Regions from separate parts of the Homo sapiens genome. Here region 2 is linked to region 1. Evidence: chromatin loops called from intact Hi-C (ENCODE). Cell type or tissue: endothelial cell of umbilical vein. All regions are shown on one strand. Each heading gives the region's core, and the rest is flanking DNA. Links, peaks and the distances in the headings are about the cores only.

Evidence for each region. Peaks named below come from ENCODE experiments on the same cell type or tissue, not always from the same donor. Only the 100,000 strongest peaks of a DNase experiment are listed, where the experiment ranks them.
Region 2: a loop joins it to region 1, with 3 times the contacts of the local background. A loop is called at or near these places in 7 of 110 quality-filtered maps.

What each region holds. Positions count from the first base shown.
Region 1 is chr7:41,694,633-41,699,935 of GRCh38, forward strand. All of the region lies in intron 2 of INHBA (inhibin subunit beta A), which reads right to left. The region is part of intron 1 of INHBA-AS1 (INHBA antisense RNA 1); the gene reads left to right. Among named protein-coding and RNA genes, the nearest start is that of INHBA-AS1, 3.4 kb to the left of the region's middle. In endothelial cell of umbilical vein, for the core only: a CTCF peak has its summit at 2,017 (motif pointing left); DNase peaks (open chromatin) are centred at 1,759, 3,699, 4,269 and 5,019; H3K4me3 peaks cover 3,371 bases; H3K27ac peaks cover 4,391 bases.
Region 2 is chr7:41,235,284-41,240,586 of GRCh38, forward strand. No RefSeq gene overlaps it. Among named protein-coding and RNA genes, the nearest start is that of LINC01449, 140 kb to the left of the region's middle. In endothelial cell of umbilical vein, for the core only: no CTCF peak of the experiment used is centred there; no DNase peak of the experiment used is centred there.

The DNA of each region.
Region 1 (5,303 bases), core at 136-5,135:
TATTCTTTTCATCCTCTGTGCTATTTTTTCCCTCCCGAGGCTTGTGAGCAAGGCTGTATCACAGCCTGCTCTGCCTGAGTAATTCACTAAGAAAGTCCCACGCAAACCCATGTGGGTGATAATATTTCATCACTTAAACCTCTATGAGCTTGGTGGACACATACCAAAGAGAGAGAAAAAGAGGTGCAGAAAAATGGGCAAAGAGAAATTTTGTACCTCACAGGGAATACCTCTGAAATGCTGCTGGGTGGGAAGGATTGGACAGAGGAGAGACTGTGTAAGCTGGAAGGAAAGATAGCTGGAAGGGTGTTTGCAGCACATTTTCCTTTGCTTTCAGAATTTTAAAAATGTTTTGAATAAGTCAATCATGAAGGCATGGCAAGGGTTAAGCAACTAAGCCCCTTGTTGTTCCCTCCCCCTACACTAAGATGCAAAATGCTGGACTCATCCAAAAGTCCAGCATCTCAGATTTGTGGGTCTATGAACATTTTCAGTTAAATAAGCAACACACACATGCAGTGTTTCGATTTGGTTTTGTTTTCCTCACCAGGGTCCTGCTTAAAATATGTTGCTCTTTTACATATGGGCAATAGTTATGTCTCTAATGTGAATGTGGAAAGCCTCGTTGTTTATAGAACACATTTAAACTTACCATGGGATGGGGGCTGGGGGAAGCCTCCCTGTAAAAAGCGTCTGTTCCTTTAATTTTCCATTCTTCATCAAGATTTCACTGTGCCTAGATATGGTATAGTCAATGGTAAGGGTATACACAACTACCATTTACAGGGTGCATTCTCTGAAGCCCTAACTTTGCATTTGGACTGCTTCCAGGGGTTTCTGCAGAAAGCAGCAAGTGAGGTCTTAAGGTTATTCCTCCTTTGACCTACAGTAGAGGATCTTTCCTGCAGTAGAACTATAGGTTTGGCCATAAATTATCTTGATTAATTTTTTAGCTTTAATTTCCCTCCTTAGGGTCCATTATTGATTTATAAATGCCCTGGCACAAACGTCCATCATCCATGCCTCTTCCATTAAAGTGGTGATGAAAAAGGTTAAATATTTTGGGAGAAAGGGGTTTTAGGTTCCTACAAGTAGCAAAAATTCTTAAGGTTTAACCCACAAAATTTCAGAGACTTCTTCCAAAGTTCCTGAGAACTTTGGCACTTCTCATTTTGGACTTAGGAACCAGTCGAGTACGAAGAATTCAGAACTACAGCTAGGAGATCACGTGCAAGTATTTTTTAGCAGAAGAGGGGCCAAGACAAATATGTGTTTTCAAGAAAAGTGCCTGGGAAGGTATTACTGCAGTTCTTTAAATATTACAACGGACTTTCCACCCTGGCATCTCCACCACCCCCAGCCCAGTCCATCCACTGCACAGGCCGCAGACCACTATTAATCTCTTTTCCCATCTTTCCCACCATTTCTCTCCACACCCTCAGTTCGGAAACAAACGCATCCTCAGAAGCCGAACACCATGTTCCCACAAGGCATTACAGAAAGAACCTTTTTCCTCCCTGTTTGAAGTCACTTGTCATTTGTCGCTGGTGGAAACTGTTGATAAGGCAGGAAAACTAGGCAACAAAATCAGGGGAGATGGAAGATGTTTTTGTTACGACCCGGGAGACCGTATTAGGGAGAGACTTGTGAGCAAATCAGTATCGCTGATGATTCATAGTCACATTTCTCCCTGCTCCGCTTTGTTTGCTTTTGAAATTTATCACTCGTCTGCCTTCCATAGAGCTCCGGAATGTTCACATGTATCACTAGAATTTCCATTTCCTTTCCTTCTGTCTCATTTAATGTATTACAGGTAGTCATGCTTCTCCCATCTCATAAATTCCTAACTTTTTCTGCAGGATGAGAGGGAGCAGGCGGTAACTGATAATCACCAAGATTAGGGCGCTACAGACAGGGGCTTCCAGTACGCGCAACTGCCTTTCCCTGGATACACTGACAAGGAGCAAAAGTCTTTGGAACGCGCCCTCTTGTGGCCGCTCTTCCCCATTATTCACGGAAGAGAGCGTGTAACCCCTAAAGGCATCCCTAAAGGAGGGGTGATTCACAGAAAAGTTCGGAAGGTGGGATTGGAATGGTGGGAGTCAGCTTCATTTTGAGATGGCTTTCTTGGGGTGGGGAAAATGGTCATCCAAGCAAAGCTTCTTGGATCCCTGTCTGGGCAGTGCAAACTTCTAACTCAAATCTTCCATACATAGTATCCTCCAAGGGGTAGACTTATGTGTTGCGCTTAACAACACCTAGGCTACGTGAGCACATCCATTTCTTGGTGTGTCATTTGTCTTTCTTTCCCTATTCTTTCTACAACAAGTGCTATCAATTGCTAAGCTAATTACCAGAACCCACATCCAGGTTTGACAGCATATGGAGACTTAGAGGTACATTATTATTATGCATTGATTGACCACCTACTGTCATGAGTCAAAATAAAATAAAAATAAGCTGCATCAGCTGAAAAGGCCACTGAATTTAGCTTCATGACATTTATAGTGATAGCTTGGCTTTACCCATCCCTTCTATCTTTCCTTGTGAAGAACTCTGTAGGCCTTAAGGTAAAACATTGAGGGTTTTGTGCCAGCCATGCAAAGAACACACTAACCTTGGTGAGAAATCTTGGGTGATGTGACATATATAAAAATAAAATAATTTTTGTTTGTTGGGATACATTTCAGAGAGCCTTAGAGTGATTCCCTGCTGTTTAGTCAATAACAACTCGCATCAACTTTACAAAAATTGAGCACTTTCTACCTAAACAGGATGGGACAAACTCAGTTAAAAGAGTCCTCAGCACTTCAGCTTTTGGAGGCTCTCTACTTCTGTAGCCAGGCCTTGGCTTTATCCAACAATCAAGGAGAGAAAAGGCAAAAATTAAACGTAGCCTCAAATTGAAGAATCTTGAGGTTGAAAGGGGCTGCTATGGGTCTGCATCTGTGGCATGCTCATGGGTGACAATGTCTGGATTCTATGCTGCACAAAATGGTTATAAGGGAAAGAAAAATGCATTCCTTTTTCTATTCTCCAAAAACTCTTGACATTCCACATAGTTGGAATGTTATTAAAGTTGAATTATTCCAAAAGCAACAAGACATAGGTCTTTTCTATTCATGTTCATATATTTGCTACAATCATTTGGATGATAAATGTCTTTTCTGGACTAGCAAAATCAGCAGCAAAATGCTCACGTGGTTTTCTGCTTGAAGAGTAGACAGTCCATACAGCAATCATTAAATACATGAAATTACATTAAATCAACTTGAAGTTGATGTGTGAAATCCCTCAGAGAAAAATAAGCAATTGTAATAAGTGTTTTCTAAGAATCCAAAGTCAAGTTGTAAAGTCAACCAGGAGTTTCCCATTACAAATCTTAAACTTGACTCAATGTGAACGTCCAACGAATCGCTTTTTCAAAAGTCGCTCATTTTTTTTCAAACTAAACACCTAACTGAGAAGTAAAAAAATGACAAGATCTCATACAACTGAGAGAAGACTGTCACAGAAAGGAAGACCACACATAAGAAAGAATGTAAATGGTCAAATTTTTTCACTGCCAAATCTCTAAATGCTAAGAGAGTGATTTGCTATACAAGTCCAGTAAGTCAGAAAGAGGGGCATATTGCTAGTAACGGTAGTGCGGTTAAAAGTGGTCAAAGGCATAGGTATACTTAGTCATATGACATGGTTAAAGGCAACTGGATACGAGCTGTCATTGAATCCATCATGTGTGGAGGTTGGTATACAAAGACAGGAAGCAACCCTCTAGACCACTGAAATCTGTTTCACATGCACAGCCAAATATTGTAAATATTTTCTTTTTTACCTTTTCCCACCATGAAAAGTTGAGAAAAAAAAATGGGTGTCAACTTGAAAAGTTCCAACCTAGCTTTCTTCCTCAAAAAGCTCCAGAAGATAAAGTCCTAATGATCATGCCTTTTGGGGCTGGGTTAAGAAAGAGCTTTAGGGAAAGAAAGTAGGATCTTCCCTAAGTGAGAGAGGCTTCTGGTGAGAGAGCCAAACTGGGAAGCTTGTAGGACACCAGGGCTTCTCCTGCAAGGGGAAGCCACACAGCCAGCAGGCTATCTGCACCCCCGGAAAGATGCCCTGGTCTTTCATGGTTTTCTTGAAAACAGAACATCTGAGTCAACAGGTTTTCAGATTGGAAATTCTGAGTGTTGCCTTAATTGTTTATACTGCTGCGGCAAACTTTTAAACAAAAATGCTGGGAGTCCCTGCACATACTTTACTGGCCATATGCTCTACCAAACAAAACAATGGCATTCCTTTCAAATGGAGTTGGCAAAGGATGCAATTCTTTAGCCTGGCATTACCATGAAAGTAACACGGTATTAACACATCTGTGTGCCTGACGTGCATGGGCTTGCAGGCATGCAAAGGATCTGTGTCACTTAACTATAAAAATAGCCTGGCTCCAAGTCCATGGGCCCATACTTTTGACAGGTATTGCTATTCAGCAACAGGTTAGTGTGGTCCTGGGCCAACGATTAGAATCTATTTATTAAAGTTCTTCCTCTTAAGGATTGAGTGAGTTCAGCGTAGTATCTGAGAGTACTTTGTCAAGGTTGCGTTCCTTGGCAGAGAGCTCTTAGTAACTTTAGAAAGAACAAAACTGGTTGTTTTATTTATTTTTTTTTCTTTCAGAGAGCAAAAGTCAGTGTCCCAAAAGTAACTGCTGGTTCAATGACAACTGTCCCCCAAAGTAGCTCTTCCCTGTCTTGAATGTGGTGCCTGTGCACTTATAGACATTTTCTAAAGGTAAAAATGACTGTCACTCATAAATATGCCCTGCTTCTCCAATGTGGCCCCAGATTGGACTTTTAAAGGGGAAGGTTTGTTTTAAGAGAGTGACTTCATCTGTGCCATTCCACTCCAATCCTGGTACATTCACCCCTCTACCCTCAATAAAAACTTGGATGGGGTCCGGAAGCCTCCTCTGCTCCCCTAGCACCCGAAAATGCCGCGGCTTTCCTCCGGCTGCTCAGATCTGGTTTCACAGGCAGGGCAAGGCAGCCCCTCACAGTCTGCCTTCCAGCTCAACATTGGCCCCGAGCTTCCTCTCTGTGTGACCCGCTGGGTTTAGTAAGTGTAAGCCAGTCATCTCCAGGCAGAGCTCGACCGAGAATTCCTTTTCTGTAAAGTCCTCTCCCCCTCCCCTGCCTGCCCTCCGTCGGCTAGTCCGCTACCATCACCTAATAACTAATAACCTTCCCAGGCAGTTTCCAGCTGAAGGGAAAAGAAGTTCCTCCTGGGACTGTCAAAGAAATATATTT
Region 2 (5,303 bases), core at 184-5,183, 460 kb before region 1:
TAATTTTTATTGAGAATATATTACCACATGCCGTTGGAGCAGAATTGGAAGTGCTTCATTGGATTTAACCAAATAAGATGATCTATACTTGCTTGCCATTCTATCGTGTGCAAAGCTAATATTGTGTAAGGTTACAAGCCCCAGAAAGAGCAGGCTCAAGTTTCAGTCTTCAGCCCACATCTCTTTACCATTTTAGGAGCCACTGCATTTTTCATGCAACAGTTTTTCCTACCTGGTTTTTGGAGATAATAAAGATATGCATATGCTTATGAAAAAATAAGGATAAGTAACCCCTTACTTTGTCTTCTCACTATACTTCGTAGCATCACTGTTAAGGATATTTAATCAAAAATCTTGCTGCGTTTTTCCAAGTGCAGCCTTGGGAGCACCTGCATCAGAATCTACCTGGGGTGTGTATTTAAACCACAGAATCCTGACCCTGTTTTCTAGGCCACAATATCTAATCTCTGCAGGTAGTGGGGGTGGGGGTAGGGGTGGGGCATGGGTAAATCTGGCTTATTAACAAGTCTTTAGAAAACTGTAGTTCAAGCACAAATGTTTTGTGGTCTCTACATTTTATTGCTCACCTTTGCATCAGTTTGCAAACGATAAGAATGTAAGACGGGAAAGAAGAAAGGAGCTATCCACAAAAGGCATAACCAGCCTGTAGATAATTTATAATTAGCTATATATATTTTTCCAGGCAGTCTCTTAAAAAGTTCAAGCCCATTACACATCGGTAAAAATGAAAGAATTTGTAATGATTTTTAGTGGTTCAAACTCATTATAAATTAGTAAAAAATCAAAGGATATGACTCCTGGGAAAATTCTAGCATTATATGCAAGTATGCATAGAAACAGATTCGTGACAATTAGGGCTGTTGGGTAAATACTCTCCATGTCCTAATAATGCAGTGAACTTTCAAATACCTTCAGCAAATCTTGGTTGGTACTTTATTTTCCCATCACATAGTCTATTCAATTAACTCTATTGACATTATCACAATCTTTGTTTATTTATTCTTCCAGTGAGTTTATCTTCCTGGGTTCCCAGGACTCCTGAGACACAATGAAATGGGCTCTAGTGCACATTATTAATGTTTATTTGCTGCCTAATATATGGGTTGCCTCACATTATGAAAAGAGGTTCAAAATATGGCCTCCCGTAGTGACTGGAGGAAACACCAGACTTCCCATTGACCAGATTGGCAACGATTCAAGATCATTTGCTCCCATTCTCTCATCTTCTTCCCTGTACACTCAAATTATGTAGAAGTGATGCCCTTAGTGTTTAAGAACATCCAAGGGAACTAGCCCTGTTGTTTCCTGCCACTCAGGTGTATCTGGAAGTCATTCACGCTTTCTCCCACTTGAAGCAACATTCTTCAACCACTATTTGTTATAGCCATTGCCAATGGACATTTCTGAGTTCAAGGGTTTGGGCTGAGCTCCTGGGGCCTGTTGCTGCCACAGTCGCAGAGTCATCCCCTCTTGAGGACACAATGGTCTTGCAGGTGTGAGGGCCATCAGAGAGCCTTTCTCCCAGGAGCTCTGCTCAGCCCAGGGCGCTCCACAGTGAACTGGCCTGGACCCCTCATGACAGCTCTCTAGGCTCTCTCCCACGGCCTCTTCCTCAGGGACAAACCAGCCCCCAGGAGTCCCCAGGTCGTGATCAGTTCCAGAATCCACTCTCAAAACATGAAGTTACCCTGCCTCAAGGTCACAAGACTCAGGCAGAGGCCAGATTGTGTTTAGGCCTCTATACATTTTGTGATTTTATTTCAGAATCTTTATTTTTCTTTCTGACAATTTCTAATGACTTAGAATCAGAAGGGCAGAGATTAAGAATCTTATTCTTTCCCTAACTAGAAAAATCCAGGGCCTTCTCTGATTCCTCATTCTCAGTAGCCTTTAAATTCTTCATAGCAATTTTTCATATTAAATTTTTCATATTAAAATTTTTCACATTAAAATAAAATCCAACCTATTAACATAGCTTATTACATATATATATCTCATCATATGATCAAAAATATAATACTGCAAAAATTTTGTTAGTAACACCAAACAAATGACACAATTATAAGTATTTCTGAATTCTAAATACTCTATCAGAACAAGAAAAGAAATGCATTAAGGGAATTCTCTGCTTAAGACTCTGTGCTAGGCATGGTCCAACATACTGTAAATGTAAACTGTTCTTAGGTGAGTTAACTCTTTTTCATAGTTTTGAGCTTCCCAGAAAATTATATAAATGCCCCCCCTAGATTGCAGGCAAAAGATTCCGCATTTAAGAGAGTCAGAGTAACGTTAGGCTTCAGCCAGTTCTAGATGTTTACCCAAGAAACCAACTTATTGTAGAGCTATGAGATCACTTAACAATTTCTTCACACAGATGTGATATTTTGTCCAGACATCTAGAATGGCCCTCTGTTGCTTACCATAGTAAGACTAAATTCGTCCATTTGACTTTCAATGGCCTTTAACATTTGGACTCTGCCAGATTCCAATGTGATTGCATAAAGCACTTTTAATTCAAACCTCACCATATTGAATGGTCTCCACCCACTCAACATTCTCATAAGACCTATTTCCCCTTCCATGCCTTTTCCTAGGATACCCTTCCTTCCCCTCCTGGCCAATTCAAATCTCACTCTCTCTTGTAAGGCTGTATTAGTGCATCCTCGATGGATGCTTCCCAGAGACTATAAACCAGCCCCCCTCCAATACTGGATGTAACCTATTCAGCACAATTTAGGCCTAAAGGCAATCACATTTGGGACAGTTATTTAACAACCTCTAAAGCATAGTGCTGATTTTATTGGGAATATAACACACCCTTGGGATTCAATGGTTCAGCATTTTAAAGTTTATGGTATCAGGAGTGGCTGTCAAGCTCTCATCATCCTGCGATGATTTATGCATTGCTAAGGCTGGGACTGAGGTGGCCTGTACCCAGGGAGCTCAGGGGTGGGGCTTTCTCCAGTCTAGTGAGTGGGCAGAACAGGACAGGGCAACCTCCACTTCTGCTTGGCCAACCTCTGTCATGGCTCATATAGCGACTTCGAAGGTAGGGTTTACACTCTTTTTGCTCTTTTTTGAAAAATATTGTTAATAGCTTTAATTTCATGTTTATAGAATCACTGAGATTCCTAAGGTATTCATTCAATTGTTTGTTTATTCTCTACACAATTTTATGGGGGAAGCTACATGCAGTTTTTTGCAAAAAAAGCTCACACATGTGAAGTCTTAGCTGTGATTATTACATGCAATGGATATTTTGTTAACTGATATGTGTGTGTGTGTGTTTAGGTATATAATTTTCTTCTAGGCAGGAGCTTTAAAAATATTATTCTTGTGTAATAGAAGTGGCAAATCAGATTTTCTTTTAAGAAATTATGAAGTATACTGGTAGCAGGAGAAGAAACAGAAAAACAAGAGTAAGGAAATACAGAGAGGACTTGGAGGGGAACCCTAATAGCAGAGTTCTAGAAAAATTATTGGCAAATTCCTGCCACAGAAAACAGAAGGAGCTAACCTGGTCTTCGAATCATCTGGTCCCAGTTCCCTGTAATCACCTTTTCCCCATAAATCTAGATGTGTGGCTTTCCCAAGTCTGGGTTCCACATGGGTGAGTTTCCTGATATCCTGTTTCCCTGCACAGCCACATGAGAAACACCTTGTTTCTGAGGCAATTTTAGTGAGTCTCTCACTTTTTTTTTTTTTTGGCAATCAAAAAAGTCCAATATGAGTCATTTCTGTGACCATCTCTCATAGAAGATGATTTTAGGATGATAAGCATTTTTGATTAGATTTATTTTGAAATAGTTACTGACCCACATGGTGAGAGGTTCATGAGTGATGAGCCTTTTGAAAAGCATGTTTGTGCTTAAAGAGATTTACAAGAGGACATCTTCCTGTTAATGTGTCACTTCCCTTTGACTCAAAGGAATTCGGTGGAGGATAGTAAGTTCCAAAATAAGCTGACACATCAATAACTACAATAAATCCTCCCAACTGATCTAACAGAGGAATCCAACTGAATATTCCAAGCTCACCTTCAGTAGATAGAACAACTTAAGTCTTTTGGAATGAGACCCTTTGATTACTTATGACATTTGTGAGTTTCACTTAAACCCAGGGGTGCAGGAAGGGATGCCCTGTTGTATTCTCTGTTCTTTGAGGATTGTAGAAAATGTCCAAATATTATGCTTGTGCTATTCCAACCTGGCCATGATTTAATACAAACACAGATAGACACTCTCTTTTTCCATTTTTAATTTCTTCCTTCCCTCCCTTTCTCCTTCCCTTTCTTTCCCTTTATTTTGTTTTTCTTCTCCTCACCATCCCTCCTTCAAAAAGTGTGTACTAAAACATGTGCAGTTTTAACTTCCTGCTGAAAGATAATTCCCCTAGATGAATTATGATTATATTTTGTAGAGAGATCACTGTTCACAAGCCATAGAAGTAATACGTGTTGCTTGGCCAAATTTGAGCTGGCTTTTATCTCTGGCATTTCCTCATTTCAGGAAAAAGGTTTTGAGGCTCTTTACTGAAGCAACATCAGAACTTAAGTCTGGTCAGTTCTCATATAGAACCTCAAGATACCAGTGAGAACTTTTTTTGATGGCACCTAGGTCCAGTTTCAAGTTTACCTTTGAGCCTAGCTATAGTTCAATCTTCCTGGCTTATTCCTCAGGACATGTCAAGAGGTTATGTTAGAACTTCAAAATGACTTATGTGGTAGCAAGAATTAAACTATTATCCTAGTTTAAAAACTTGAACTCTACAATAATGCACCAAACCTGCTGCTACCATCCACGCTCAGCAGGACAGGGGATGTTTGCTAGGAGTAAGTACAGAAGGTCACTGTTCCCAGGCCACAGCCCTCAGCCTGGTCCATGGGAGCCTTCATCATCTGCTCCCAGCTCACTTGCTCAGACCCATCTTCTCCCACTCTTTCTCTTCCTTTGTTAGTTTCCAGCCACAATAAATGACTTGCAGCTCATTCACAGTTCCCTCAGTGGCCTCGTTCACCTCCATGCCTAAGCCTTTGCCCATGATTGATCCACTGCATGGCGTGCCCCTCCTGGTGTCTCAATCTTGGTTTCCCGCAGACGCAGCATCTCATGTCTTCTCTGGCCTTCAATGTAGGGGAGTGCTCCTTGCATGAGTCCCCTACCGTCCTGACCATGACATAGTACTTGTTGCACTGGTTATAATTGCCTCTCTATTTTGTCAGTCTTTCCTACTAAGTTTTCCTACAGACAGGGTCTTCTGTAACTTTTTCATCAGCATATCCC